Regions from separate parts of the Mus musculus genome. Here regions 1, 2, 4, 5, 6 and 7 are each linked to region 3. A link is a loop called in an ENCODE intact Hi-C map of the cell type or tissue named here. Cell type or tissue: heart. All regions are shown on one strand.

Region 1 (4,000 bases), 58 kb after region 3:
TGTCAGGTGAAAATGAATTCTAATCATTATTTCCTCTAGATGTTCCTCAAAATGTGAATTTAGACCTTTGTTTTGTCTTTGTGTGGGCAGTTCTTTTTAACTCTACATATAATGAAAATGTGTTTGACAGACTTATTCATTTTTTCTTCTTCTAATTTTGTAAACATCAGGAAACATGTTACATTGAACACTGTCACATATGAGGAATCATATCAAGAAATTTGCATCTGTTCATGATACCCCAAAGATTGAACTGGCCCACTGGGGGAAAAGAGCTATATTTCCAAGGATTGATTACTGAACTAGCAACACTTAAAACATTTGTCTTTCCAAATCAAATGCTATTGGACAACATGAACTTTGTTACATTGTGAGAGTATTTACAGAGAAGGTATTAATAAGATTAACATTACTAAATAATTTAGAAGTAGTCAATAGCTGAATAAGGTACGTCATTGTGTCAGAGACTGCTTAGGCATAAGTTCATCATAGTAAAGTTCAGCATATGAAAAATAATGGCTGTCAATATAGAGTGGTTGGCGGCTCCTCTCAAGTCATGAGCACGAAAACAGGAATGGTATGAAATTGCAGTGGGAGGGGCTTAGCTCGATAGCCGAGAACACTTGCTAATTGTGAATTTTGCTGGTTGCTATTTAAAGAGGTACATAGAAACTTCTAAGAATGGAATCGAAATATTTTCCTTGAGGGTGCATAACAGAAGTTGTGCCAGCTAGTTTTTATACCAACTAGACACAAGCTGGAGTCATCTGAAAGGAGAAAATGCTTCCCTAAGAGGTATACAGCTGTAGGCCATATTCTTAATTGGTGATAGACAGGGGAGGGCCCAGCCCATTGTGGGTGAAGCTATTTATTCCTGGCTTATGGACCTGGATTCTATAAGAAAGCATGCTGAGCAAGCCAGGGGAAACAAGCCAGTAAGTAGCACCCCTCCATGACCTTGGTATTAGCTCCTGCCTCTAGGTCCCTACCCTGTTTGAGTTCCTGTCCTGTCTTCCTCTGGTGATGAACAGCGATAGAAAATTGTAAGCAGAATAAATCCTTTCCTTCACAGCTTGTTTTGGGTCCTGATATTTAATCACAGAAGTTAGTAAGCCTGTCCAGTCTCATCGACATTCATAAGATTGGATTCTGAGGGTTTTTCTTTAGATGCATCTGAGAGACAGTTGACACATCTGTGTGATCTGTCTATCTATGTCTACAAACACACATATGCACTCGAGTGCGAGCACACACAGTTTGTATTTAAAGGCTAGATAGATGTGACCTCTGATAACAAGTAAACCAATAGATTCCACAGCATACTTGGTAAAGCTGTGTTGGAAAATAAGATTTAAGATACCTTGTGAACATGCAAAGTGATAAAAGAAAGACATCCTTAGCATATATATATATATATATATATACATATATATATATATATGTATATATATATATATATATATATAAAAAGAGAGATGGGGAGAGCTCTAAGATCTGCCCTGTGGAGGACAGCAGACAGTGTGGACTTCTCCCAAACTTTCTCCATGCCTCTGGATAAAGTGTTTTAACAACAGCAGCATCAGCAACAAAAATTAGATTTTGACTTTGAGGTTAAGTGAAACAATGTGTGAATCAGAAAAAAAATCTCCATAAATGCCCCCCCTTTCCTTATATTGAAAAATACCATCTGAAAAAACTATAAATGTATAGAATAGGAAATCAGAATAATTAGTAAAAAGCAATTAATGGGAATTCAGCTCTCTGCCCTCTCATCTAGATGGGCAAGAGAAGGCTTAAGAAGGCAGGAGGGGTGCTCAGGCAAAACCAGGCAAGGAACTTTGGTGGTTGCTGGGCTCCTGTTGCTTCCAGGCCTTCTGTGCACCTACTGCCAATTCTTCTGTGTGAGACGCTCACTTACTTTATCTGTCAACAGCTGGGAGTGTTGGTTCCTGAGGCAAACAGCTGATTTCCTCTCCAGAAATCACCCTGTTTCTCTGGCCATTGTCCTTTGCCAAAGGGAGTCTCCTTGTGTAAGTCCGTGCTTCCTCCCCAGGGACAGCTTGCATTCAGTGACTGATGGCTGTTAGTACTGAGGACAACTCAAAGAACCAAACTTCTGGCCTAAATTCAGAATTCCTTAAGGGCTGTGCCAGCTCCGGAGTTCTCTAGGAATTCATGAAGGCCTTTGTTTCCATTGCTTCACAGTTGGATTTCAACATCTGACCAGCAGTGGTTTCTTAGTCCTTTGTAGGCAGGTATTTGTCTGGTCAATTCCCTAAAAGGTAACTGCAAGCAATCAGCATTTAAATTTGCTTCCTAGGGACTTGGAGTATGGTAGTTAGGGCCACCAGTGAACTGAAGAAGACAGTTATAGGTGGAAGTGGGTCATTCACTGGTCAGCTGTCTATGAAAACCTCATTATTGGTAGTTGTTCTTCATATATCAACAACCCTTCATTGGCTCAGTTAATGATACTGAGTTTCCTTGACTTTCTTTTTTTTTTTTTTTTTTTTTTTTTTTTTACAGATATATAAAATATTTTAATTAACCTTTTAAACTTTAGCCCTTACAGACAGTGTATTCTGAGCATATTCTTTTCCTCCTTTTAACGTCTTGTTGATCCATTCTTTTTTTTTTTTTCCATTTTTTATTAGGTATTTAGCTCATTTACATTTCCAATGCTATACCAAAAGTCCCCCTTACCCACCCACCCCCACTCCCCTACCCACCCACTCCCCCCCTTTGGCCCTGGCGTTCCCCTGTACCGGGGCACACAAAGTCTGCGTGTCCAATGGGCCTCTCTTTCCAGTGATGGCCGACTAGGCCATCTTTTGATACATATGCAGCTAGAGTCAAGAGCTCAGGGGTACTGGTTAGTTCATAATGTTGTTCCACCTATAGGGTTGAAGATCCCTTTAGCTCCTTGGGTACTTTCTCTAGCTCCTCCATTGGGAGCCCTGTGATCCATCCATTAGCTGACTGGGAGCATCCTTGACTTTCAATGGAGTTACATAGGAATAAATTCGTCTTAAATCAAAATATTATAATTCAGATGAATATAATTTTACTACCTGATAAACATCACGTCTGGGCAACACAATATACTATAAACTGTCCATCTTTATCCCTGTGCTTGCAAGGGTGACTGGGGACTCGAGCTTATTGCTTGAAGCTGGCATCCCAAGAGTTTTTTAGCAGGCTGTTGCTGGCCTGGGAGAAGATCAAAAATTTAAAACTGTTGTGTAGTTCTACTGAGCATCTACCCTTCTACACCATTGTAAAGTTGGAAATTTTAAATTGACTATACTAAGTCAGAAGCTGTTTGCCCTTTCACTTCCAAATGCTACCCGGAGTTTTCTGGCTCTGTCTGTTGGCCATTTACCTGTCCTTGCAAATATAATTAGAATGGACATAATTAGTACTCACTAAATTCTAACTCAGCACCTTTTGTTTGTAGGTGAGACCTATTGCAAAGGGAATGCCCAAGTAGAAGATTCTGAAACGGCATGTTAGATGAATTTTTTAAAAATTATATGCTAGTGATTTAAAATTGAGTTCTATCACATTTGTACCTATTTTTGTCTTGTTCCTCAAAATAAAATAATATAAACACATAGAAACACACTCACACAAACTGGTTTCAACCTGACAAAGTTACCCAAGTTGTAGCTTCAGTTATGGGGGGCCATTCTTTGTTAGAATTCATTAACCCAAGCTCAGGTCTATGGCATGTAACCATTGACCTGGTTGGTTCACTCGATTTTATCCCTACCAAAAGGAGGATTAAACATACGTTGTCACATGGTGTGGTGGCATACACCTGTAATGCCAGCAGACACGAGGCTGAAGCAGATCATTAGTTCAAAACCAGCTACATAGTAAGGTCTTTTCATCAAACCAAAATAACCAAACCAAACCAAATCAAACCAAACCAAATAAATAATGGTTCTTCTTTAGGTGAGGTGGCAGTACACATTTAGAGTTTGTCTAAATGCAAAAT
Region 2 (4,000 bases), 80 kb before region 3:
ACAGTAAGCCAAACAAATTCTTATAACTGGCCGTTTGTAAAACATTTAGAACACTGAAGGGAGAATGTCAGCACGGAAGAAGACGGTTAGATTTCTCATTGTCAGAAATGTTCTTTAAGGAGAAATGGTAACTACCTTCCCAAGTTACAAGAGCAGCATCCTTCTGTTGAGAGTAACCTGCAAACCCATTATGAAAGGCAAATCCCAGATGGCATGTCTCAACATCAGCAGGGAAGGTTGGACCAGAGGGAGAGTGGGTAGGGCAGATAGGCACAATGGGCAAGGGCCAGAATGAGCAGGACTCTGCGAGCCATAGGAAGGGAGGCAAAAGATTTTACACATGCAAATATTATCTGAATTGTTTCTGGAAATATAAATCTGCCCACATATGGAAGACTTCCTTGTAGGAACAGCAAAGCAGAAACAACAAGGCTGAGGAACTGGGCCCAAGCTCAGCATCCTGCCTCGTGTGCCAAATCCTGATTTGCACACACCCTGACCTCAACTTTATGAGTGGGAGAGAGGGTGCGGTGAGACCTCACAAGGCTGCTGCTCCTCGTGAAGTGAGCGGCTCTGTGCACAGAAGTCCTGGAATCACTGCCTGCATTTTTAAGGAAATGGAAACCCTCCACTTTCCAGGCCAGAAAAGGATGCCCTGGGCGTGTATTTTCTAACCAGCGGAGGCTTTAAACAATAGGGCTACTTAACTATCCATCACTAACCTTGACTGAGTAAGCCAGTGAGATGGTGACTGCCAGCGGAAGACCTTCCGGCACGGCGACCACTAGAACTGTGACTCCAATAATGAAGAACTTCACGAAGTACTGGATGTAGATCGGTGTGCACTCTGCAAGCCATGGTCTTTTCTGAACCCAGAAGGTATCGATCACAAAATACAACACTAGGATGATAACTGTGATGGCAGACATCAGCAGACCTATACAGGCAGGAAACAGGACAATTGTTTAAATGTAGCAGCCGCTACCCACTGCAACTCTGTAATAGCACTATAAGGCTATTCTTATAACCAGCTAAGATATTTCTTTTTCCATTTTCCTGAGCAGCTGTTCTCTCCAGGGTGTACTGACATATCACATCAGACACTCTCCAGACTTAAACCCTGACCCCAGAGAACTGAGAGACAAGCTTTTTGGGATTTTTTTGTGTGCGCCTTGTCTAAGGTGGAGACAAATTTAAGAAGCAAATACAAGTGACCTCCCACAGGTCAGTGTGCAAGCTGCTGCTCGCTATGTTCAACGTTCTGAGAGACGTTAGGAAGACAGGTCAACTTAACAGTCTTGAAATTAAATTAACTCCATGTTTTAAAATATACACATAAAATTACACTACTTGGATCACTGGTCTATCATCACTGATTCATTAACTCCGAAAAAGGAATGTTAACTACGTATTACAAAACATCGAGCCCCTATGAGATGTGTTACAAATGAGTATTAAAACATCAAGCAAGTCTAGACATCTGGGTCTAATATCCTACCTAGTAGCTACTCAAGTAGCTATCACTACACAAGAACACCCTTTCCTACAGTATGAGTCAGTTGATATGCACTGTATCTGCTACTAGGGAATACGCCTACTGAGTATAGAGCGCAGGCTGCTTCGCCCATTATATGCCTAGCTGTCCAGTGATGCTGTCTGCATGACTCTCAGAATGCATGCATATTGCATACAGCATCTGTCAAAAGGCGACAATGCTGGCGTCGCTGTCTTACCACGGGCTCTCCTCTGAAAAGCAGCGTTGGTTCCATAGGTGCTGCTGTCTAGCGAAGGCAGCATTTCAGCCAATCAGCTTCACAATTCTAAGTATCCTCAGATGAACACAATGTCTGTGTTCAGAAAAGTACATTTTTTTTTTTCACAGACAGCCAATAAAAGGCTGAGCAGAGTGCGTGCAAGAAACGTTTAGGGTTCGATAATCTGCTAAACAGTCTCCCTGACAGACCCTTTTCGTTTCTTCTTCTTCTTCTTTTTTCTTTTTTTTCTGAGACAGGGTTTCTCTGTGCAGCACTGGCTGTCCTGGAGTCCACTCTGTAGACCAGGCTGGCCTTGAACTCAGAAATCCACCTGCCTCTGCCACCACTGCCTGGCTTCATTTCTAACCCTAGAAATTTAGACATGACTGCACGGACTTGTAGGTTAAACAAACTTGGGGACTAATTTCAACTTGGCCACCAATTACCTCACCAGCAGGCGGAGTAAGGGTCTGTCTACTGCAATCATATTATGAGTCTATGATAATTCAAAAGTTAAAAATATTCTTCTAATATCCTTTATGCCTCCAAAATGCCCTCGCTGTGGCAGAAGACACTTTTATTGTTGTTCCTCCTAGGGGGCTGCAAACCCCTTCAGCTCCTTGGGTACTTTCGCTAGCTCCTTCATTGGGGACCCTGTGCTCTGTCCAATGGATGGCTGTGAGCAACCACTTCTGTATTTGCCAGGCACTGGCAGAGCCTCTCAGGAGACAGATACATCAGGCTCCCATATGAACTAAGCAGTAACCCCAGAGCTCCATGGGACTAAACCAAAAAGTACACACAGAGGGACTTGTGGCTCTAGCTGCATATGTAGCAGAGAATGACCTAGTCGGTCATCAATGGGAGGAGAGGCCCTTGGTCCTGTGAAGGTTCTATGCCCCAATATGGGGGAATGCCTGGGCCAGGAAGTGGGAGTGGGTAGGTTGGGGAGCAGGGGGAGGGTGGGAGAGGATAGGGGATTTTCAGAGGGGAAACTAGGAAAGGGGATAACATTTGAAATCTAAATAAAGAAAATATCTAAAAATATCTACCAAAAAAAAAAAAGCCACTTTTAAAGCAGATACAGGTATCTGAGAACAAACACCCTTCCTTCTGTCATTCTCCCATGCCTGCCGTACGTACCTGCTTTGCCAATCTGAACAGCCAGCTTTGTGAGTTTCCCCTGTAACACGGATTTTTCCTTTTTTGGCAGATTTGCTTTCTTCTTGTCTTTCTCATCACCGTCCCCTCCTTCTTCACTCTTCAGAGGTTGCATCTCCATGGCCGCGCCGTCCTGGGCTTTTGCTAAGTTCAGAGAAAACACAATTTGGTTGTATTGTAAAGGCATGATAAACATTTCGAAACTCTTTCTTTTTTCTTTTTCTTTCTTTTCTTCTTCTTCTTTTTATAAAATCAGTTTCTGATAGAAAAAGACTGAACTATAAACATTCAAGTGTAAGTGTGAGAGAGAGAGTGTGTGTGTGTGTGTATGTGTGTGTATTGGGATGGCTACACAGAGTGAATAAGACAACAGTGAGATTAGCCTGTGGTACTGTTCCAGATGTAAGGATGTCACCTTCAGTGACAGGAATAAAGCATATACAGTCCTTAAACTAAGAATAAAGAATACTAAATTTCTTTCTTTTCGTGTGATGTTAGGTACGAGGTTAGATGAAGACTACAGATCCTACTCATGTAATTTATGATCCAATGTAGAATATTGTATATGATTACACATTAGAAAAACATGCCTATGTTTAAATGTACTTTACACTACACAGATTTTTTTCTACCAACTATTTCATTTCAGGCATGTAAAGCACTCTGCAACCCTTAGGAAAGCTACCTGAGCACGGCAGCACAGATCGTAATTAACACTCTCTTCTGCATGACTCCAGCAGTGGCCAGAGAGGTTAATCCAAGTTAACGCTGTTGACGTCCCCTGTCATGCTCCCTAATTTTGGATAAATATAGTACACAGCAGATCTATTTTTGGAGGTAAAAGAAAACAAGCTAACTGTACTTTTCAATCATCTTGAATTTACCTTTGTTGCGATTCTCAATAGCTCCATCTTGTTTCTTATCTGTAAGAACAAAATGGGAATTAAAGCTTTCCAAAAGAAATGAATACGGCCACACTAAATTATGCAGAGGTAGTTCACATTTCTATAAGAGAATTGTTACACAGCGGTGTATAGGTGTACAAACAGAAAACAGCAGCTTGCTGACCCCGTCCACCACTTCCT
Region 3 (4,000 bases):
GGCTAAACAACGTTGACAACACTGCCGCACTACCTTCCACCCCTCCGTTGATCCAGACCATCAATATCCTCTTATTTTATTAACAACACGAGTCAAAATTTGTTCCTCCCCTCATCTCAGAATGGCAAGTAAGGTCTCAAGCTTCAACTAAAAAAACAAAACACCGTAGTTTCCCATACAGTGGCTGAAATTCCTCTCAAGGTCTTGAAATTATAGAAAAATGAAGACATATTCTCCCTTACTTCTAAGGGGGCACACGGCTGAGGACGACAGCATTATGAAGGCGTACTCTTAATTTTCATCATTTGATCGGGGGTGGGAGGGGGGATAACAAAATTTTAGATCAAAGGTGGCGCTCTGTCCTCAGCTCACCCGAATGTGACTCACTTTTGCAGAGTATATGGTAGGAAATAACAGTTACTTTTCGAAGATCTTTGCAGTTACACCCAAGCCAAAATCGGGACAGAGATCCACCCTTTATGACAGCCATTTAACTGTTTTATCCAAAGCACGGTAGAAAGTAAAACATCTCCCTGAAAACATGGCTTAAAAGGCCCAATTTCCTACACCAGCTTTCAAAAGCTCTCAACAAGAAAAAAAAAAAAAAATTTCTATTTACTTCAAATTTGAACTGACCAGGAAGGGGAAAAAAAGGGATGGGTGCTAAATGAAACATACAAGTACAAAAAGCAGATTCTCCCCCTTCCAATCCCTCTTTTAATTCCCCCAATCCGGCTCTGCCACACACAAGGACAGGGAGTCTCCCTAGGGAAAGCTGGTGGCAGGGCAAGTGAAGGCTCTCCATTCACTCAAATGGGCCACTATCCAAAGGGATGCCCTATGCGCGCTTTGTACAAACCAGGTCCTTACAAGTACTTATTATTATAAAATACACCTACGCTGAGGATCAAGAACCTTATTTTAAAGTAAGACTGTCCTCAGGTGGGGGAGGTGAAGCACAACAAAGCCTTCCATGTTGAAAGGCAGACAGTCCAGACATGCATATACCTCCACTCGTATGAAAAAAAAAATCCATATAACTAATTTATCAGGAACAGCAATCGATACCGACAGGAGTCATTAGATTATTAATAAACCCAGAAAAGTAGCATGCATAGCAGCCAAAGGTGGCTGTCTGCAGCGCTCTAACCCCTAGGAAGGGTAAAAAAAACAGCCTACCGAGGAGGTTCGCGTCCTTACCAAGGTCCTGCAGACCCTTTTACCCACGCAGACCAGCCCCAGCTTCCCCTTGCGGGTCCGATCACCGCAACAGCAAAAGCATTCCCAATGCTAGAGTCCCGCAGTAAACTGGTGACTGAAATGTGCAGAGACCAACCTGGGCAAAGACCGAGGCGCAGACCCAGGGGTCGCTAACTAGCTAAGACACAAAATTCTCCTGCAAGATGAAATAGAGAAGAAGCCCCCGCCACCTCCGCCCCCCCCACCCCCGCAATAGGAATGCCACCCTCCTTTCTTACTGACCCTTTCCGAGGACAGAGCAGATTTTCCCCCTTTTAAACTAAGTACATAAACATGAATCGGAAGCACCCGTGAACATCCTGGGGGGCCAGACTCAAGACCTGAAGAGAGCGTCCAGGCGGCTCTTCAACTCCCCGGGAGTCACCGTCCTGTCTGACAGGCATCTATCACACCATCCTCTCCGGGGGGCCGACGACAAACCTTCACCTTGCACGGGCAGTACCTCCCGGGGGCCCAAGCCAGGGATTAAATGGGTGACCCTCCCGGGTCGCAGGAAGAGGGAGTGCCGGGGCACCGCTGCCCTCAAGGTCACCACATGCCGGGGTAGGGGCGACCGGTGTTCAGATGGGCTGTGGCGGCAGCAGGGGCAGCCCCGCGAAGTCCGAGAGCCCTCGGGTGTAGACGAGAAGCCACCGGGACGGCGACTCCGAGCTGGACCCGGCGCCGAGGCGCGCGGAGAGGAAGCCTCCTCACCTTTACGGTCTCCTAGCAGGAGCGAACCCCGGCGGCGCCGCCAACTTCGCGGGGACCCGCCGCGCTCCACCCCGCGCCCAGCTGTCAGGACCCCCGCCGCGCCCTGCGCGCCCCACCCGGCCTCCCCCGCAGGTGGCCGCCCCCGCCGCGGGCAGCCACCGGCCGCCACTCACCTCGCCCGCAGCGGGAACCATTTTTTCCGAGGGGAAGAATCAAGGAAAGCTAGGCGGGTGGGTCCGGGGGATGGCGGCGAGGGGTCGCGGGACGTGCCCGCAGCCGGCTCGCTGGGTTCGGGGCGCCACGCGGAGGTGCGGCTGCACCTCGGGAAGGAGGCGGCGGCGGCGGAGCCCAGAGACTCGGCGTCCACCAGCCGGGGCTCCCTACTCACGCTGCACCGCGAGGAGGCGGCGGCGGAGGAGGAGGAGGCGGCGCCCGGCCGGCCCCCGCCCAGAGCCCGGCGGCCGCCGAGTGGCCGCTCGCGTCCCCGCAGGACCCGCCTCCTCCGCTCCGCAAAGCCGCGCTCAGGGCGCGCCGCGCTCGGCACAGCAGCTCAACCGGCCCCGCGCCGGCGTCCGCAGCAGCAGCAACAGCAGCAGCAACGGGCGGGGTGCAACCCGGGGCGGGGTCCGGGGACACCGGTCCGCAGACGCGGAGCTCAAGGGGCAACGGCCAGCTCCGGGGCAGGGGCCCGGTGTGCACCGGGTGACCCGCGAGACCGCCCGAGCAGGCAAGGGGGGAGGAGGGCGCTCACCCGTTCCGGTCCGACGCTCCCTTCTTCTCCACACCTCCACGCCTCCCGCTCCACGCTGGCAGCGCAGCTGCTCCCGCTGCCTCTGCCACCGCTGCGGATGCTCGCGCGGCCGCCGCTGCCGCCTTGGCTGGGCGCGGTCACGTGACGCGGCCCGCGGGGAGCCTGAGGGCGGGCGGGCGGGCGCGCGCGCGCGCACGAGCGGAGGTAGCGCCGCTCGGACCGGGACTGGCGCTTCCCGGAGAGGGCGTTTAAGGGGAGGATCCGGCGAGCGCGGCCCCGCCTGGCGAGCGCGCGCCCGGGGTGGGGTGAGGCGGCGGGGATCAGAACTTGCAGCGCGCGGTGTGGAAAGGGTGGCCTGTAGTGCGGGGCGGGCGACTCGCGCCTCCGCGCGCCCCTCCCTCTCTTCCTTCCCTGCGCGCCGGGCTCCCGGCTGCCCCCGCCCCCTCCTGCGCTGTCGCCCCCTCCCTTCCCCTCCTGCGGCGGCTTCCGATTGGCCGTCGGGGCTCTGACGTCTGTGTTTCCATGACGTGTCGGGGCCGGGGAGGGCCGCGGGAGGGGGCGGCGGGGGAGGAGGGGGCGGTGACTCCGTCCGTCACCGCCGGTGCCTGGGCGCGCGGCCCGGCGGCTCCTGCAACGTGAGGAAGCCGGAGAGCGACGAGTGCCGCCGCAGTGGGACGCCCTTCACTTGGGGTCCCGCTCGAGTCGCCCCCGGGTGGAGGCGATGCCGGGTCACGGGACGGGAGAGCGGCTCGGCGCCCACTCCCTAGCGGACCTGTCTCCTGTCCCGGACGGTGACGCACTCGCCCGACAGCCAAAGTGCCTTCCCTTTTGGGAAGAGAGCCCACTCGCCCTGTAGGCGCGCTGGCCCGGCCACCGACACCGGGGATCCCCGCTGCAGCGCCCAAACCGTGTCCTCTAGCCGGTGCAAGCAGGCCTCGCAAGGTCCGCTTGAAGTCCTCGTGTTTCTCTTTTGGGTTTGCTGCTGCGGCTGCTGCTTTTTTTTTTTTTTTTTTTTTTTTTTTTCCTACCTGTGGCGAGCTAGTGGGTCTTTAATTCATAATACTTAAATCCTGCCCTCATCTTTCCCGAGGAGAAAGGAACAAGAAAAAAAAAAAAAATCATGCAGAGTACCGTGCAGTATTTAGACGGTAAAAGGTAGCCGACTCTGGTCCAACCAGTTCAAAAGAAAACCGCTCATGATTACTTCTACTTTAAAAAAGGATATTCTTGACTGTATCCACACATTTAAAGATGTGTATCCTGTCCCATCTTTCTGTAATCTCTGCTTGAACTAAA
Region 4 (4,000 bases), 190 kb before region 3:
TACATAATCCTTTTGTTGGGGGACCTCTGCACATAATTCAGTCACGGAATTGAATCTGATTTCTTTGTTTGAAGTATATTCAAAGAACTGATTGCCTCCTTGACCGTGGCATCCAAACAACGAAAGATTAGCCCCCGTAGGGTTGTTGTCGGGAGCGTTATAATCTAAGCACTCGGAAGAGATGCCCATGCTGCGGATGGCTCCGTGCCAGCCAGGTCTATCCTCGGGGACGTGTAAGTTAGAGAACACATTTTTCAGATACCAGTCGAAGCTCTTACATTTCAGCCGTTCCCTTAGTAACTTCCTTTCAGAAAGATCGCCATAGGCCTCTTTCCGAGCTGGGGGGTTTCGGTTATAGAAATGCTCTTTGTATTCATCCATCCACACTTCGGCCGCCCGCGCGGTATTCTGTAGGAAGTTGGGGCGAGCATAGGGCGCGCGCTTGGGAAACACGTGGCCCACGTGCGAGCATGGGTGGATCTCCAGCTTGCCGCCACACTGCCAAACCCTGAAAGACAACTCAAGGTTTTCGCCTCCCCAGACTTCCATGCCAGTGTCATAGGTGCCCAGGTACTGAAAATACTTCTTGCTGACAGCAAACAGTCCTCCTGCCATGGTGGGGGACCTGATGGGGTCAATTCTTGACGTTCGCCTGTCCCTTTCATGTTTGGGGACAGAATGCCACTGGAAGGTCAAACGCCAGTCAAACCCACCAATCATGGGCTCCCCGGTCTGCATGTAGAATTCGAAAGTGTTCCAGTCAATAGTGTCGATGACAGGACATACGATTGCGGTTTCGTCTCTACTGATCCTCTCCAAAAGTGGTTCCAACCAACCAGTGTTACACTCACAGTGACAATCCAGGAAAGTGAGGACATCCCCGGTGGCAAAAGTGGCCCCAATTAGACGGGCCCGGACCAGCCCCTCTCTCTTATTGGTTCTAATCAAGCGAACTCTCTCCAGGTTGCTGATGTAAGTTTCAAGTTGCGCCTTCAAATAAATTCTATCACTCAAGTCATCCACCAAGATGATCTCCTTTAAAAGCACAGCTGGAGAAGTTTCTAAAACACTGTGAATGGTCCGAAGCAGAGTGGACCAGGCTTCGTTATAGAAGGCGATGATAACGGAGGTGGTGGGGAGCGACCTGTAGTGGAACTTCTTGGCTTTACACTCATACATTCTTTTATCCTCTATGTGGCGGTGCAGGGAGATCCTGTCACTGAGGTAAATGTTGATGGCATATCTCTCAATAAGTTCTTCTTGCTGCTTCAGTTCCCCCTCGTTGAGCTGGAGTTTGCTTGCTCTCCCCCATTCCCCAAGAGCATGGGAATCTGCAGGGGGCTTTATATAAAGAGGCTGAGACAAATCCTCTTCCCTTGTATCAAGGTCCGGGAGCCGCCTTGGCCCCAGCTCCCTGGCACCGCCGGCTCCTGGAGAGGCATACAAAGTGGAGACTGAGAACTCCACCAGAATATAAGCCAGTGTTAAAAGGGCCAGCAGCAGGCAGCTCTTGCCTGCCCAGGTCCACCTCACGGCCATCCGGATCCTCACGGGTCGTGTGTAGACGCGGCCACCGAGCCAGCACGCGGGGAAAGCGCCGCGGATCCTGAAGCTGGAGTTCCCGGCTCAGGTAGGGGCGAACTTCCGAGAAGGTTCCTCCTTTCATGTAGGCGCTCGGCTCCTTTCCGACACCGGAGTTTCCCAGGGGTCACTTGAGACCCCCTCGCTCCCCGGCCTCTGGTGGTGCTCAACTGGTCGGTCCCCACTTCCTCCTGCTCGTCTCAGAACTTTTCACAAACTCTCCAGCCAATACTCCACCCTCCTCGGGCCGATCACAAACCCCTCCCCTTCCCACTCACTCCTCCTGGTGGTTAGTTCACGAAAGTTGTCTGTCAGGCCGGGACCAGTCGAGTCCTTACCCAGCAAAGACCCAGGGACCCAGAGTGGCCGGGTACATCCCATCGCGCCTGGCTCACTCAGGCAGGGATGGAAGAAAGGCTTTCTGCCAAGTGAGCTTTGGTTACTGTCAGAAAAGGAAAGAAGAAAGAAAGGAAAAACAAAAACAAAAACAACTTACCAATTTGTTTGCAGTTGGGGCTGAAGTCAGCGGAGGTGATGGCAGCTTTGTGACCTTTAAAAGAACGTTCCAGAATCGGATCCTCCTAGGATGGAAAGTTGTTAGGTTTGAAAGCAGGTGCAGAATTCCAGCTCTCGACATCAGACGTCAACGTTGCCTGTCCCCCGGGATCGAAGAGGAGGACCCCGCAGCATCAGCGGGCAGCGAGAGAGGCGTGGGCATTACAACCCGGCTGAGAGGCTCGGGCACTGCCCCAGCTTCCATCCGGAGGGGTCCCCACCATCGGGAGGAACCCCCAGCCCAGGCACCAGGGCGAGCCGCCGAGGGACCCGCCCACCGCACCGAGCTGCAGATGCTCGCCGAAGCCTCCCGCGCTCTTTAAACCTCCCTGGTGATTCTGACGCAGGCGCGCCGCGGGAACCCAGCCGGCGAGTCCCGGAGCCAGCTCCGCCTCAGCCCCGAGCGCCGGGATCTCTCCGGGAGCAGCGCTCACCGCTCAACCCGGGCACGGCGTCCCGCTCCGGGGAGGTGAGCGAGCTGCGGAGCTCCGGGTCTCGGGGCTACCTCCCAGGCCTGCCAGACTCGGCGTGGTTCCCCTCCTCCCGGTCCCGCCGCCCAAGGATGATCGGCTCCGGTAGCGGCGGGGACCTTACCAGGCCGGAGGCCATGCGGGGAGCGGACGGCGCCCGGGGCCTTGGGGGACCAGGGAGGGGTGGGGACGAGGGGGGACCGTGCGGCGCCCGGAACCGTCAGACTGGAGTGCGGGCGCTTCCCGGTCACTACAACAACGGCGGCCCAATCAAAGCCCGCGCTCCAGGCGTGGCCAGACGAGCCCCGAGACGCCGCGCGCGCGCGCGCTGCCGACAGCCGAGAGCCTGGCGGGAGCGCGCCGCGGGGGGTCCGCCGCGCGCGCACACAGCGAGCCCCGCGAGCTTCGGAGGTAGCGGACTACCGGGTTGTTGTCGGGAAGCGGGTTGGGACTTGGAGAGAGAGAGAGATGTGATCGGTGGTGGCGAAGCGGAGGAGAGTCGGTGATCGATGCAATCAGGATTCTATTACACCTTAAAGAGAACGGCGCCCAACTCGGCTACTCCGGAGAGGGGAGCTTGGGTGCACAAGCTAGACAGTAACAGGACGTTGAGCGGGACTAAGTTCCTTGTGTTCAATTACTGGTTTTGCACGTACTATAGATACAAATGCTGGCAGCACATGATGGGTAATATTTTATTCACATGTTCACCCTGTTTTTCTTTATTCAATAGTATTCTATTATCTATTTGATTTATTCTGTTCTCAACCGCTTGTTTGCATATGCCTTATTAAACTCACACACACACCTGAAGTGGTCGGAAGACTTGGAAACTTTAAAGTTTCTAGACCACGTGGTTACAATAACGGTCCCCACTTTAGACTTTTTTTTTTCCCCACACATACTATCATTTGTGCTTCAGCAACAGGGTTTCAAAGCTAGAGAATGTTGTCGGTGGCAGTTTGTACATGGAAGGCCACATTTTGATGCTTCTTCATACCCCTCGACAACAAACAACAGCATTAAACCCTGCCCCGGAGCATAAAAGACTCAGCTGAAAATTACATACGGAACACAACTTCTTGGCAGTGGAATGTCGTGATAAACTGGTAAGGTACATGTTGTGTGTAAATAAAAAGTGTAGTAATTACAGGTTCCCTCGCTGTATTTGCGTTTAGTCTTAACCACTATATAGCAATTATGTAAGTGCAATACCGTATTAGTTTGACACATGGGTGGATGTTAAATATCTGTTATATGTTTGACACCAAGGGCTAAACTTTGTTATAAACAAAACAAACCCCTGAATGCCAACATAGTTCCCTCCCCTCAAGAACTTGGCACTGGGATGTAGCTCAGTTGGAGAGTGCCTAATGAACTAAACCCTTGCTTGT
Region 5 (4,000 bases), 250 kb after region 3:
TTCCTCAGATGGTTTGTGTCCTATGTAATGGATGAACCTCTAGTCTGACTGAGTACATAAGAGCCTGATATATCTCACATCAGAAAGGTTAGGGGCTTTGTAGACACCCATCTCTTTTTGCCTACATCAATTATTTACCTTCAGAATACATCGGTAATAACAGCAAAGAGAATAATTTTCGGACATTTGTATTTTGACTTTTTCCAGAAGTATGTGATCAAGGTAGAGAAAAGTATTCCACTTTAAAGATGAGCTCAGAAGACATGGAGGTTAATGTAAATTAACACAAGGTCTTTCAGAGTTTAATTAATGAGGTCAGAAGAGTCAGGCTTGATCTCTGGTCTTCTCTGAATCACTGTGCTGTTATGTAGATGATTGTATAACCTTGTGGACTGATCTCTTCATTTATTTTTCAATTTTTCTTCCCCAGCTCAGCAACACTCCCCCAAAAGTGAATTTCAGGATTTATATATAGCTTTTCTGGCAGAATCTAACAGTAGAGATGGTCCATGGCCAAAAGCCCTCACATGTCAGTTTCCTGCTGTGTGGACCACACTCCCAGGCTTGCTCTGAGGACTAAGAATGAAGTTTTGCTTATTTAAGTGAGTAAGCTCTCTTTTATAGCTGATAAAACAGGGATACAGTTCTGTTTTGATAGCATTTAGGAGGGAGATTAAAGAGTTATGTGGGCAATTTAATCACTGTAGAAAGTCAGCCTGGGTATTCCAGGCCTGTTGAATAGGTTTCTCTTTGGCTTGAATTCTGCATACAGTTCTCTCTTCTAGTCAGATCAATGAAACAGATGTTGATCTTGATCTTCACAAGGTGATGCAGAGAAGGGGCCATGGAGCATGTACATCACATGTCCTCCAAACCAATCCCCCAAAATTAAAAAAAATTCAAACCTAAAGATAGATATGCTACTTTTCATTGCGACTTTCTCCCTTCTCTAATCTGAGCGAGTAGTATTGAAGTTAGATGTTAAGTTTTGACATTTAGGTGTCGAGGAATATACAGAATTTATACTTCAAAAAGAAAACTGTCCCCAGACAGATGTAACTTCTGTAGATAGACAGCTTCTAATGAATGTAAGCATTGGAGTTGAACCTGCACTTCACAAGTGGGTTATAATTATTTTCACCTCTGGTTTTCTGGGCATGTTCATGTAGACTTTTCTCTCTTTTATAGACATTGTTAAAAGGCAGGGATACATTTGTGATAGACTGGGTGGTGGGGAAGAAGAAGGTGGTGGGGTTAGGGAAGACAATGACCTCCATGGATGCTATGAATAAAAGGTTGGGGGCAAGTAGTGTTCAGGCCTTTGTCTCTCACTTCTTTCACGTTGGCCTTCTGTGAATGGCATTTCCATGCACTTCTAGATGAGAACAAAGTGCTTTCTTTCCATTTTGGTTTTTTTCTTGCCTCCCTTCCTAGACCTTTCCTTTCCTCTCCCCTCTTAGTGTAAACAAGGTGCAGCATCAAGTCTGAGCGGCTTGCCACCCACAGTCAAGCTAATCTCTGTAATACCTGCCCACAGCTTGCTTTCACTGAGTGCTTAATCTGCATGAGGAAGTATCTGCAAGGCCACTTGGCAAGACATGCAATTTTCCATTCTTTAGAAAATGAATGAAAAGGCAATTATTGCCTCCCAGTGCTTGGAGCATAGCACAAAGAACCAGTTCTGCACTTCTTGACCAGGATCCTTGGCTGCTGCTCTTCACTGCCACTCCCTGACTTCTTGGCCTGATGTTATCTGACCAAGTCTGAGACAAACATGTCTTTGGGTCTTGGGAAGTGACTGCATTTCTCAGTTGGGAATAGTCATGATACAAGTACAAAAACATTTTATGAATGCTCATTGTGTGCCAATACCTGAAGACTAAGGAGACAACTGAGACAACCTCTGCTCTTTGAATAGAACTCCTTTCATAGTGGGTGGGGCAACTGTGTAAGCACACACTGTTATTTCAAATTGCACTACTAAGTGTAAGATAGAAGAATTCATAACTAGCTTTTGTTCAAGTCTCAGAGAGATTTCTATAAAAGTTGAGCTATGTGAACTAGAGTTTGGAAGAGAGCTCAGATTTTTAAAGGTGGATAACAGGCATTATGGTGCAATGACACAGGAGGAGATTGAAAGATATTAGTTATAATAAGAGAAAAAGTCATTTAATTCCAGGCCTTTTGGAAAGATAAAAACCACCATTTAAAATGATAGAGTGTAATATAAATTCAATGAACAATTTGATATTTGTTAAAACAAGAGTTTCACAAGCCTGTGCCAAGAGCAGTTGACATATTATTCAGGAAAAATTGAACACGTACAACCTGTACCAGCCACATGGATCACAACAGCGAGATGCACTGCTTGGCCCTTTTATAATCAAAGCTTGCTGATTTAAATGTAAGTTATATAAGATGGCAGGACAAAGAATGGGTTATAGAAGAACAACTCAGGAAGAAGGGTCAGCCACTTATGGAAATCTAGAAAAGGCTTATGGTTGTCTGGAACTCCTGCAGGTTTTTCTTATTCTGGATCTCTATCCAGAATCCTTTTAGTATCATGTCTTTAATAAAAATGCAAAAGAAGCTCTCTTTATCCTTATGGAGCTCCGTATCCAGTAGAATAAATGATATGTATATGTAAAAAATAGTTAAGTCTTATTTTCAAATTGTGAGGTCATTGAAATCTAAAGGGGGAAGGACTAAACAAGATTAAATTGAGTTCATTTAGAACAAATAGGGAAGAGAAAGAATGAAAGGTGTTTAAGTTGGAAAAGAGGATGCCAAATTGTCATTCTTTATAGAGGATACGATTTGTGTAGAAAACCTTTGAGACTCCACTAAAATCTACTAGAGTTAATAAAGAAAATTAGCAAAATTGCAGCATGTAAACCAGCATAAAAAATCAGTAGCATCGTTATATTCCATTTGTGGACATCTGGAGAAGAAATTAAGAAAGCAGTCAGACTTACAATAGCTATATAAACAAAACAAAAGAGCAGAATGAATTTAATCAAAGGACTAAGAAGTCTTCACAATGGAAACTACAAGACATTAGCTAATGGAATTGAGGAGGACTGGCAAAATAAAGTACATTTCATATGTATGGATAGGAAGAATCAAAGTCATTTAAATATGCATACTACACAAAGCAGCATAGAGATTCAAGTCAATTCCTAGCAAATACCAATGACAGATATGGAGTGGCGATATACAGCTGCATACTCTCAGCACTTGAAAGAATAAATCAGAAGGATCATGAGTTCCTTTGGGCTACATGGTGTGTTCAAGGCTGGCCTATACTATGCAGTGATGCCCTGTCATAATCAACGCTGGTGACAATCTTCATAGAACAGAAAAGAAAATCCCAAAATTCTTACACACAAAAACTACTCAAATGGCCAAAGACATTTTTAATTACAGGAATAAAACAGAAGACATTATACTACCCAGTTCTGAAATATAGTACAAAACAAGTATAATTAAAATACATGATACTGGCACAAAAACAAGGTCTAAGGTCATTGCAACAGAATAGAAAATCAAGAAACAAACCCATATATGCACTGCTAACTTATCTTCAGCAAGGATGCTGGGAAGAGCAATACTAAAATGACAGTATTTTCAGTAAAGGGTACTGAGAAAATGGGTATATGTATATAGAATGAAACTAGACCCTTCTCTCTCAGCGTGTTTGAAAATATCAACTGAGTATGAATTGGAAAGAAAATGCCAGAGCAGAAATACAGAGCCAGCAGAAGAAGTCCGAGACATGACATTGTAATTGATGAAGACTCTCTGGGTAATTCTTCCTAAGTATTGGGACCAAAGGAAATAGTATGATGTCAAATGAAAGTTGTCATATAGCAAAGGAAACAATCAACAGAGTGAAGAGATAATCTATAGAATGAAAGAAAATATTGATAAACCATACACCAGACAGGGTTTGATAGCCAGAGTATATGAGGAACGAAAACATCCCGTAGCAAAATGTCAC
Region 6 (4,000 bases), 57 kb before region 3:
AGGCTTAACGACTACACCAGAATGGGTTTAAAAAATTCACATAGAAATCAAAGCCATTCAAGTTTCTAACTTGGCAGCCACACAGGTGACAGTTTCAGCAGAAAGGTTTAGAGAGGTTCAGGAACGGAGTTGTAGGAAAAGAATGAGGAACTGGGCTCCACCCTCAAGGCGAAGGAGAATCCTGGGCAGGAACTGTTCATATGGGAACTATGAACACCCAGGTGATGGCCTGTGATATCATCAATAGGCTTTTGGATGGCACTGCCCAGAAGGCTGTACCAACCACCAGAAACCCGCAGACCAGGAAAGTACGGGGGAGGAGGAACATGCAGAAGCAAGAAGGAGAACTCCAGGAATATGTTCAGAAGACAGAAAGGGAATTCGATCTACTGTCACCTAACAATGAAACTTAGAAGCATAATAGAAAGCCAATGACATGTTACTTCAGGTTCAAGTATGACTTTTAAAGTTATATGCTTGCTACGGAGTTGGACAACTAATTAACACAGCTTAAAAAAAAAATCTATAAGCAATGAAAACAAGTGACCAGAGAAAGCATTCAATGCTCTACTGCAGGGGCAAGCAACCCTTTTCTCGGACCAGGCTGTGCGGGAGCGACATGGAACTCAGAAGCACAAGACCGTACATGCTAACACACCACAGCCATGCAAACATTGGTGCTAATCTGCAAAACCGAGCCCAAACCACAGGGCATGAGAGCATTTTTTTTTTAAGAGCCCCTAAGTCACTAATGATTTATCCCTAGGGAAAGGTCGATTTTCTCTAAGACTTAAACTGTATCACCACATGGAGACAAGGTCAAAGTACACAGGTGCCAGAGACTTACTTCTAGGGAGAGCAAATATCAGCTGCCACTTAAAACATGGAAACTAGGCAACCAATGACAACAGCTGCTATGCCTCTCCTGCCTCCCATCATGCACCGCCACTGTTCCTAATGACGTCTTTAGCTTCCCCTGTTGGTTTTTACTTTAGCCCCTCTTTTGCCTCATTTTGATAATCATCACTTAGAAAGCTCCGCTTCACCTGACTTCTTCCCTCTGTGGCGCACGAAGCCACGCCCGGTAACTCAGCATCTGTCTTTAATTTGTATTAATTCACTTTTATACCTTGTTTGGTGCAGTATTACGACATAACAAATATGATACGGGAGCTAGAGGCATGCATCCAGAAGCCTGCAGCAGAGTCTTCTCTGCCACCCAGCACAAAGCACAAGAAAGATAACGGGGGTAAGGTAGAAAAGATACCCGAAGCCACCGTGAAAGTTAGCGGACCGAGAAATGGGATTTAGAGCAGGAATAATAGACTCGATAGAGGAAAGTAAAACACGAGAGAAGAACAGTTTAAAAGAATTTTAGGTGTTAGGATGTTATAAACAGATTATTTTAGCACAAAGCTCCGAGGAACGTGAGATACATGCTTGTTCTAAAACATACCGCAAAAATATGACATTCCAAGTCTCACCTTCATTTTACCCTGAACTTTTAATTTCAATCCCCCTCTCAGGAATTATGACAGTTAATCAGAAGGATGGGAAAATTTCATCTGGCCCAAACATGTTCTACTGGTCTACAAATAACTACTTGTAGTATTCCTGAGAACGGACTCAAATGGTACCTTTTTAGAGACCACGTGGTAAGCTGGTAGGAAAAATGGGGAAGCAAGAAACCCAGCTTCCTGGACAGAAGGACATGCTTCTAAGGGCCTCAGTGTGAGAGGAACTCCACAGCCTGGCTACTGAATGCCTCCCAAAGGGCCCTTCCCTGAGTTTCCTGGCCATGTACTCTTGCTAATAGTTACTGCTTCCTTCCAGCCCCAGGCCAATGGGCCAAGTGATCATGATAAAAATCTCTAAAACCTTTTCTTCCTTCCAGCATTGATTATTTCAGGCATTTTGTTACTGACAGAGTTGACACACAAGACCATTTATCCACCATTTAACTCCAAAAATAAGTCTGTTTTTCCACCGAGGGGAAAAATTAAGAGACAAGAACAAAGCAGCTCTTTCTCGGTCTCTCAACCCTGCTGTAAGGTATACGGGCTGAGCTTTTACAAAAAGCAGCCCCTGTGCCAGTTAAAAGCATTGTCTCAGAGATACCACAGCTGAAGTGTCGCTTTGGGCAAGCTGTTTAACCTTCTTTTTGCCCATACAATAGGACGAAGGAGTTTTAAGGATAAAATGGACTTACATTTGTAAGGAAGTACCAATCTAGCACAACAAAGTTATGTAATGTAAGTGTTAGTGTTTTTGTTGTTGCTGTTCCTAAGAAAAACCTTGAGCTGCTCCTTCAGACGACCCAGACTAAGGCAGGCGACTCCAGCATGAGTTCTCTTCTCCACTCATTGTCCTCTTAAGCCTAATACGCTACCACAGTGTATTTAATTTAGACACTATACATTTAACATGGTGAACTGTCCCGCTCCTCTGAGAATAAAGTACAGATCTTTGTTTTACTCATGGATATATGCCCAGGGCCTAAAAAGTACCTGTCACAGAGCAGACACTTTCTAATATTATACTTGAGCAATTTTAAGGCACATATATATTATGGTAAAATTTCTGAGTGCCAGATGTAACTTAATTTTTAAAAAATTTTTTATTAAGATATTTTCTTCATTTACATTTCAAATGCTATTCCTAAAGTCCCCTATACCCTCCCTCCCCAACTCCGCTTCCTGGCCCTGGCATTTCCCTGTACTGGGGCATATGATTTCACAATACCAAGGGCCTCTCCTTCCATTGATGGCTGACTAGGCCATCCTCTGCTACATATGCAACTAGAAACACAGTTTTGTGGGGTACTGGTTAGTTCATATTGTTGATCCTCATAGGGCTGCAGACCCCTTTAGCTCCTTGGGTACTTTCTCTAGCTTCTTCTTTAGGGGCCCTGTGTTCCATTTTATACTCAGAATTTCCTGCAACAATTGCCAATACCCTTCCATCTCAGGGAGATATATGGAATCTATGAAACACACAAAGCACCAAGTCAGCTCAAAGGCCGTGTCGGGGAGTGACTCATAAACAAATGCACTGAAGGGACAGGGGATACCTTTAGTTTCAGCAATAAAACCCATGTAGTGTGAAGAACCACTTCAGTTCTCACGGCCCCTGAATAAAGATTACTCTAACAAAAAGGCATGTATTTACTGTCTAGACACAGTAGTATGTAGGGGCCACACAAACCCAGCTGCTTAGTTGATCCTAATTCACCTGGTTGATCAGTGACACAATGTTAAGATCTTGGAGTGAAATATTCCTAATAAGTGAAAGCTATGAAGAGTCACTGGGAAATATTTCTATGAAGTTTGCTGCCATTTTCACTGTGTAACAATAAACACAAATATGCTTACAATAGAATGTTTTGGAATCTTTTAAAAGAGTATTTCAAGATGAAAAATTATTTGTATATGAACTATCACGATCAATTTATACACATTTTAGGAGACATTAATTCTCAGTGTCATGAAGAGGGAAAAACAGTGCGTAATTTCACTTACTGCCTCAAAGCACACACAATAAAGGGAAAATAACTGTTAAATCAGTTCTCCAGAGACCATTCATGGCTTCTACCATGTTGTCAAGAGTAAATAATCTCTTCTTCCCAGAATTTCTAGAAGCAAAATTTCCAATTAATTCATTAACTAATTAAAAAACAATGAAACATACTACTCAAAATAAAGGAATATGTACTACAAATTAACGAGAAATCACACTCACAAAAGATGACAAGACAGTAGGAGAAGTATATCCAACAATTAGAAAACAAAGACTCTAGTCACTCACAGCAACAAAATACAGAAATATGGCTGTGTGAAGGGCAGTCAGTCATATATCTGAAACTGAAGTTCAATACACACCTTCTGCAGTACTGGACATCCAACCTATGGATTATGTATATTAGGTAAGTGCTCTGCTAATGGGCTACAACCCTAACCAATCAGCATTCCTTTTATGAATAAATATACGTGATTAATGTTAA
Region 7 (4,000 bases), 230 kb after region 3:
TCTTCTGAAATAGTAATTCAGAAACCTATATTGAGTATTTAAGATACAGAAAGATAATTCCAGCACTCGGGAGGCAGAGGCAGGCAGATTTCTGAGCTTGAGGCCAGCCTGGTCTACAAAGTGAGTTCCAGGAAAGCCAGGGCTATACAGAGAAACCCTGTCTGGACCCCCCCCCCCCAAAAAAAAAGATATAGAAAGATAACAGTTCTTTTTTTTCTTTCTTTCTTCTAAGCAGGTGTATGTAGACATTGAGTCCACAGGTTCTGCCTGGTTAATAATTATAAACCTTCAGCCATCTTACACAGATTGTTTACTTTATGGTCTATAAAACCTCCATCCATGATTGTGGGTTGACTCCTATTGTACATAAAGGAAAACTGGTAAGTTTCATTGAATGTCCAACATGGGCAGACTCTACTCACCTTCTGATAGGGTGTTAACAGCTGACCCTATAAAGCCATTTTTAGAAAGCAGAGAATTTTGCATTCTAAAATATTGTTAATATGTTTTATTAAATTTAACCTTCTTTTTTGCTATGTAGTCCAGGTTTGCCTTGAAGTCCTAATCCTCCTGTCTCAGCTTCCCAAGTTTTGAAAATATAGGCATATGCCCCTATTCCTGGTTTAAATATCACCTTTAACTTTAGTTTTGCAAATGCAGAAATAAAAGAGATACATTGTTAAGACTTTTTCTAGGGATAAGATGGTTAATAGTTAATAGTTAATAAGATGGTTAATAGATATACTTAAATTTTAACAGCCACAGTGAAAGATTTTAATATCTGTCTTTCCAGTCATTTGTCATGATGTCACTTTTGAAAGTGAGTTAATAAATTAATTTTTAAAATGAAAATGAAAATAGATAATTAATTAATTGTATGGTACTAAGGACTGAGCCCAGGACCTTGGGCTTGCTAAGAAAGCACTTTGTTAACTGGGCGACCTCCCTGCAGTCATAAGGCCAGTATATGACCTAGAAAATTCGTGATCTTGTGCTTTACTGAATGACATGCTTTAGTGATTGGCACTTTCCCATTAAATAATTTATACAAGTGTTGCAGTTCTGCATTTTCCTAAGTCATATACTCAGATGTTAGTGATGAAAAGCTCTGAAATTCTTTGAAAGGGAACTTACTTGCAATCCCCACTTGCTTTGTAGACAAGAAAAAAAAAAGTCAATGGTAAATAATGTAACTTAGGGCCAGAAACCTGCTTCTCAGAGATTTCGTTTCCAAGATATTGACAGAATGCCTTCACACTCCTAAGCAAAGTTTAAAGATGACATTCCATCAAAGGCAGACTGTTTTCTTTTAAAAGCACCGCAAAAAAAGCCCACGTTGCCTTTTACAGACGAAGATAACAGCTTAACCAAGACAGAAAGTTGTGAGTGGTTGTTTATCGATGGCTATTGCTATTGTAGCAGGACACAGTGTCTACTAACCCCAGGCCTGTTCCAGGGAACTTTATGTTTTCTTCACCAAGAGAAAGCACAGAGCTGGTTCCCTGAATGTCAGGGCACCATCCTCTGCACGGAAAATGGAACAAAGAATCTTGTTTTTTTTTTTTTTTGTTTTGTTTTTTCCATGTGCTTCTGTCTCTTTGTAACTTTGCATTTGTGCCGTGTCCCCATTGTGACCCCATTGTCCTTTCTTTTGTATTTTTAAAAAAATTTAATCTCCCCGAGAGGCTATCAAGTTCTAATTGATTTCATAAGGCAGTGAAATAACAAAAAATGTTATTATTTTTTTTTTCTTGAGGGATTTGGAGCCCTGTAAAAAGTGCTTTCTGGTTTTGTGACCCCTTTCATTTCTATTTCGCCATTCAAAATATAAGAATAACAAAAAAAAGTTTCTTTGGAAGGTTATTAGTGGATTATACAAAATATGGTCTGAGAAAGTGCGAGTTTTTTTCCCGTCTCTAGAAATGCATGTTTTTTTGCACGTGCAATCTGCATTGCTTTAATCTCAGCTCTTGATGGCTCGTTGCTGAATATCTGCTCAGGTTTTCATTCTCCCCATCGATGCTCACTCTTAATGGAGTCTGTTTTTCGCTCTTACTCTGTATTCTATTTACCATTTTCTCCAAGAACGTTTTTCCAATTCCCTTTTGCTGGGGAATAAGTTAAAAGTGCCACAGAGTTCATTTAAGAAGCAATAAAGGAGTTAGTCAGCAAATGAAAGAATAGTAAAATAAAGAGACTCATTTAAACTGCTTACAATCTTGCAAAGAAAGATAAAAAACCAATTTGACAGATCATGGAATTTGAAGCAATAAAACTTGGAAGCTGCCACTCATATTAGCTTGGACCCCACCTAGAAGCCCTTTGGACGAGTGTGAATGGAATGTGCCCGTTGACTCAATCCGGGCGGGCGAGCGTGAGGGACTTTTAGTGTGTCTCTTCCTGTACTTTGCTGATTTCCCTGGGACATTCGCTTAGGAGGGCAAGCTGGATTCTATGGTAACCAGAGAACTACACTGACCCTGTTGCCAGGAAAGGTATGAAACACAAAACCAAAACAAAGCAGGCAGGAAGGAAGGGGCTTCCCCCTACGGCTGACTCGAGAGATGTCAGAGGAAACATAAAAACACAACTGTGAAGCGCCAGCACAGTGTTTTCATATTTATAGAGAAGTGACTCGGGTAAAGCAAGAACTAGTATATGGTAAAAACAGCCGGTCCCCTCCCTCAGCACGGAGGGCTGTTTTTTATCCCACAAGCAAACATTTCCATGCCACTGTTGAATAGCTAGGATTTATGGAGAACTGATTTTATCCTAGGGACTTCTGTTTAATTCACAGTCCCCTTTAAAGGTAATCTTCATTTTGTCTTCTAGGTTCATCTGAATTCAATTTAGTTAATTAATCTCAGTATCGCCATACAAAGACCGGTAGTGGTCCATCCGCAGCTTGGTCCAGAGAAATCTCTTTGATAGCTCTTTAAATACTTGCAATTGTGCAACAAATAGCAGTAGTACTCCGTATCTGTTGGCTTGTGGAATGAGGTTAGGAGCATGCTCTGTTCACTGGTCCAACCCAGGAACCTAGTTCAATTCCTGACCCGTTGTACCTAAAGAGACATCTGTAGAATGGCTGACATTTCAGGAGTCTGGGCTTCAGGGAAGTGGTTCCTTTTCCATTGTTTCTAACTTGTAGCAGCAAGGCCAGAGGTCTGTCACTAGCTACTGCCTGGGAGGTTGTTTTTGCCAAGAATTTGGAGTACATAGACACGCCCACTTTTGGCTATCAATCACAATCCAGTATTTTAAAAGAGAGAAATCAAGTTTTCGTTCCATTTTAAGAGGTTGCCTAGGCACACACAGTCATGCAAATAGGTCATGTTAATTTTTGAAGTGACGACATTAAGAACCGGGCAGGACCAGTTTCCTAAGTTTTACCTGCATACTGGTTAGACAAAGATCCTTCAAATCTTCTATTCCATATTAAGTGTTCATAAAATTATTACTTTCTCTCCCTTTTCAGTTTAACAATGAGCTCTTTGTAGTCAACAGAATTCTCCTTTCTCCATCCTCCCACCTTAGATCCTAGTTTTCATTGCAAGAGCTTAAGGAATGCATGTTAAATGAGTTATAGTGCCATCATTTTTATGATGTTGGGCTGGGCAATGTTCTTCACTCTTTTGTATGTGACATTATAGTCTAGATTAGGCTGTAGTAACCACCTTAAACTTTCTTTTACATTCCTGGTCCCCTAAAGTGCTTCGCTTTGTACCATCACATAGGGATTACTGCCTTGTGATGATGGCATTAAATATCCAGGTTTCAGGGGTTCTAATAGCAAGAGATTAGAAGGAAGGCAAGCACAACTCAAGCTAAGAAAGCATTGGTCCAGAGTGTCGTTCACTTTACCTTAGCCGGCACTGGTCACACGATCACATTTTCACATAAAACCTCAGCAGACCATGGAAAGTGTAATCTCACATCTAACTCAAAGTGAAAGAGAAGTAGATATTAGGGAATATAAATGAAATCTATCATGGAGCAA

The links. Peaks named below come from ENCODE experiments on the same cell type or tissue, not always from the same donor. Only the 100,000 strongest peaks of a DNase experiment are listed, where the experiment ranks them.
Region 1: a loop joins it to region 3, with 4 times the contacts of the local background. A loop is called at or near these places in 6 of 42 quality-filtered maps.
Region 2: a loop joins it to region 3, with 3.0 times the contacts of the local background. A loop is called at or near these places in 9 of 42 quality-filtered maps.
Region 4: a loop joins it to region 3, with 3 times the contacts of the local background. A loop is called at or near these places in 4 of 42 quality-filtered maps.
Region 5: a loop joins it to region 3, with 2.3 times the contacts of the local background. A loop is called at or near these places in 2 of 42 quality-filtered maps.
Region 6: it touches region 3 in a loop (4-fold over the local background); 9 of 42 quality-filtered maps call a loop at or near these places.
Region 7: it touches region 3 in a loop (5-fold over the local background); 3 of 42 quality-filtered maps call a loop at or near these places.

Annotation. Positions count from the first base shown.
Region 1 is chr10:98,855,618-98,859,617 of GRCm38, reverse strand. The region is part of intron 6 of Gm34346 (a long non-coding RNA gene); the gene reads left to right. Among named protein-coding and RNA genes, the nearest start is that of Gm34346, 25 kb to the left of the region's middle. In heart, no CTCF peak of the experiment used is centred here; a DNase peak (open chromatin) is centred at 2,047; H3K27ac peaks cover 524 bases.
Region 2 is chr10:98,993,705-98,997,704 of GRCm38, reverse strand. Atp2b1 (ATPase, Ca++ transporting, plasma membrane 1) reads right to left here. Exons shown (of 21, transcript NM_026482.2): 7 at 3,800-3,838; 8 at 2,898-3,059; 9 at 723-937. Among named protein-coding and RNA genes, the nearest start is that of Atp2b1, 81 kb to the right of the region's middle. In heart, a CTCF peak has its summit at 2,210; no DNase peak of the experiment used is centred here.
Region 3 is chr10:98,913,498-98,917,497 of GRCm38, reverse strand. It overlaps Atp2b1 (ATPase, Ca++ transporting, plasma membrane 1), which reads right to left and starts at 2,346. Exons shown (of 21, transcript NM_026482.2): 1 at 2,127-2,346. In heart, CTCF peaks have their summits at 2,340 and 3,416; DNase peaks (open chromatin) are centred at 1,327, 1,927, 2,507 and 3,067; H3K4me3 peaks cover 3,516 bases; H3K27ac peaks cover 3,364 bases.
Region 4 is chr10:99,105,954-99,109,953 of GRCm38, reverse strand. It overlaps Poc1b (POC1 centriolar protein B), which reads right to left and starts at 2,872. Exons shown (of 12, transcript NM_027740.7): 1 at 2,731-2,872; 2 at 2,078-2,162. The coding sequence starts at 2,745. It overlaps Galnt4 (polypeptide N-acetylgalactosaminyltransferase 4), which reads right to left and starts at 1,819. Exons shown (of 1, transcript NM_015737.4): 1 at 1-1,819. The coding sequence starts at 1,539. In heart, CTCF peaks have their summits at 1,672 and 1,877; DNase peaks (open chromatin) are centred at 1,853 and 2,873; H3K4me3 peaks cover 2,966 bases; H3K27ac peaks cover 2,214 bases.
Region 5 is chr10:98,658,608-98,662,607 of GRCm38, reverse strand. No RefSeq gene overlaps it. Among named protein-coding and RNA genes, the nearest start is that of Gm34297, 120 kb to the right of the region's middle. In heart, no CTCF peak of the experiment used is centred here; a DNase peak (open chromatin) is centred at 1,667.
Region 6 is chr10:98,970,269-98,974,268 of GRCm38, reverse strand. The region is part of intron 2 of Atp2b1 (ATPase, Ca++ transporting, plasma membrane 1); the gene reads right to left. Among named protein-coding and RNA genes, the nearest start is that of Atp2b1, 57 kb to the right of the region's middle. In heart, no CTCF peak of the experiment used is centred here; a DNase peak (open chromatin) is centred at 1,738.
Region 7 is chr10:98,682,870-98,686,869 of GRCm38, reverse strand. No RefSeq gene overlaps it. Among named protein-coding and RNA genes, the nearest start is that of Gm40750, 120 kb to the left of the region's middle. In heart, no CTCF peak of the experiment used is centred here; a DNase peak (open chromatin) is centred at 2,469; H3K4me3 peaks cover 358 bases; H3K27ac peaks cover 1,306 bases.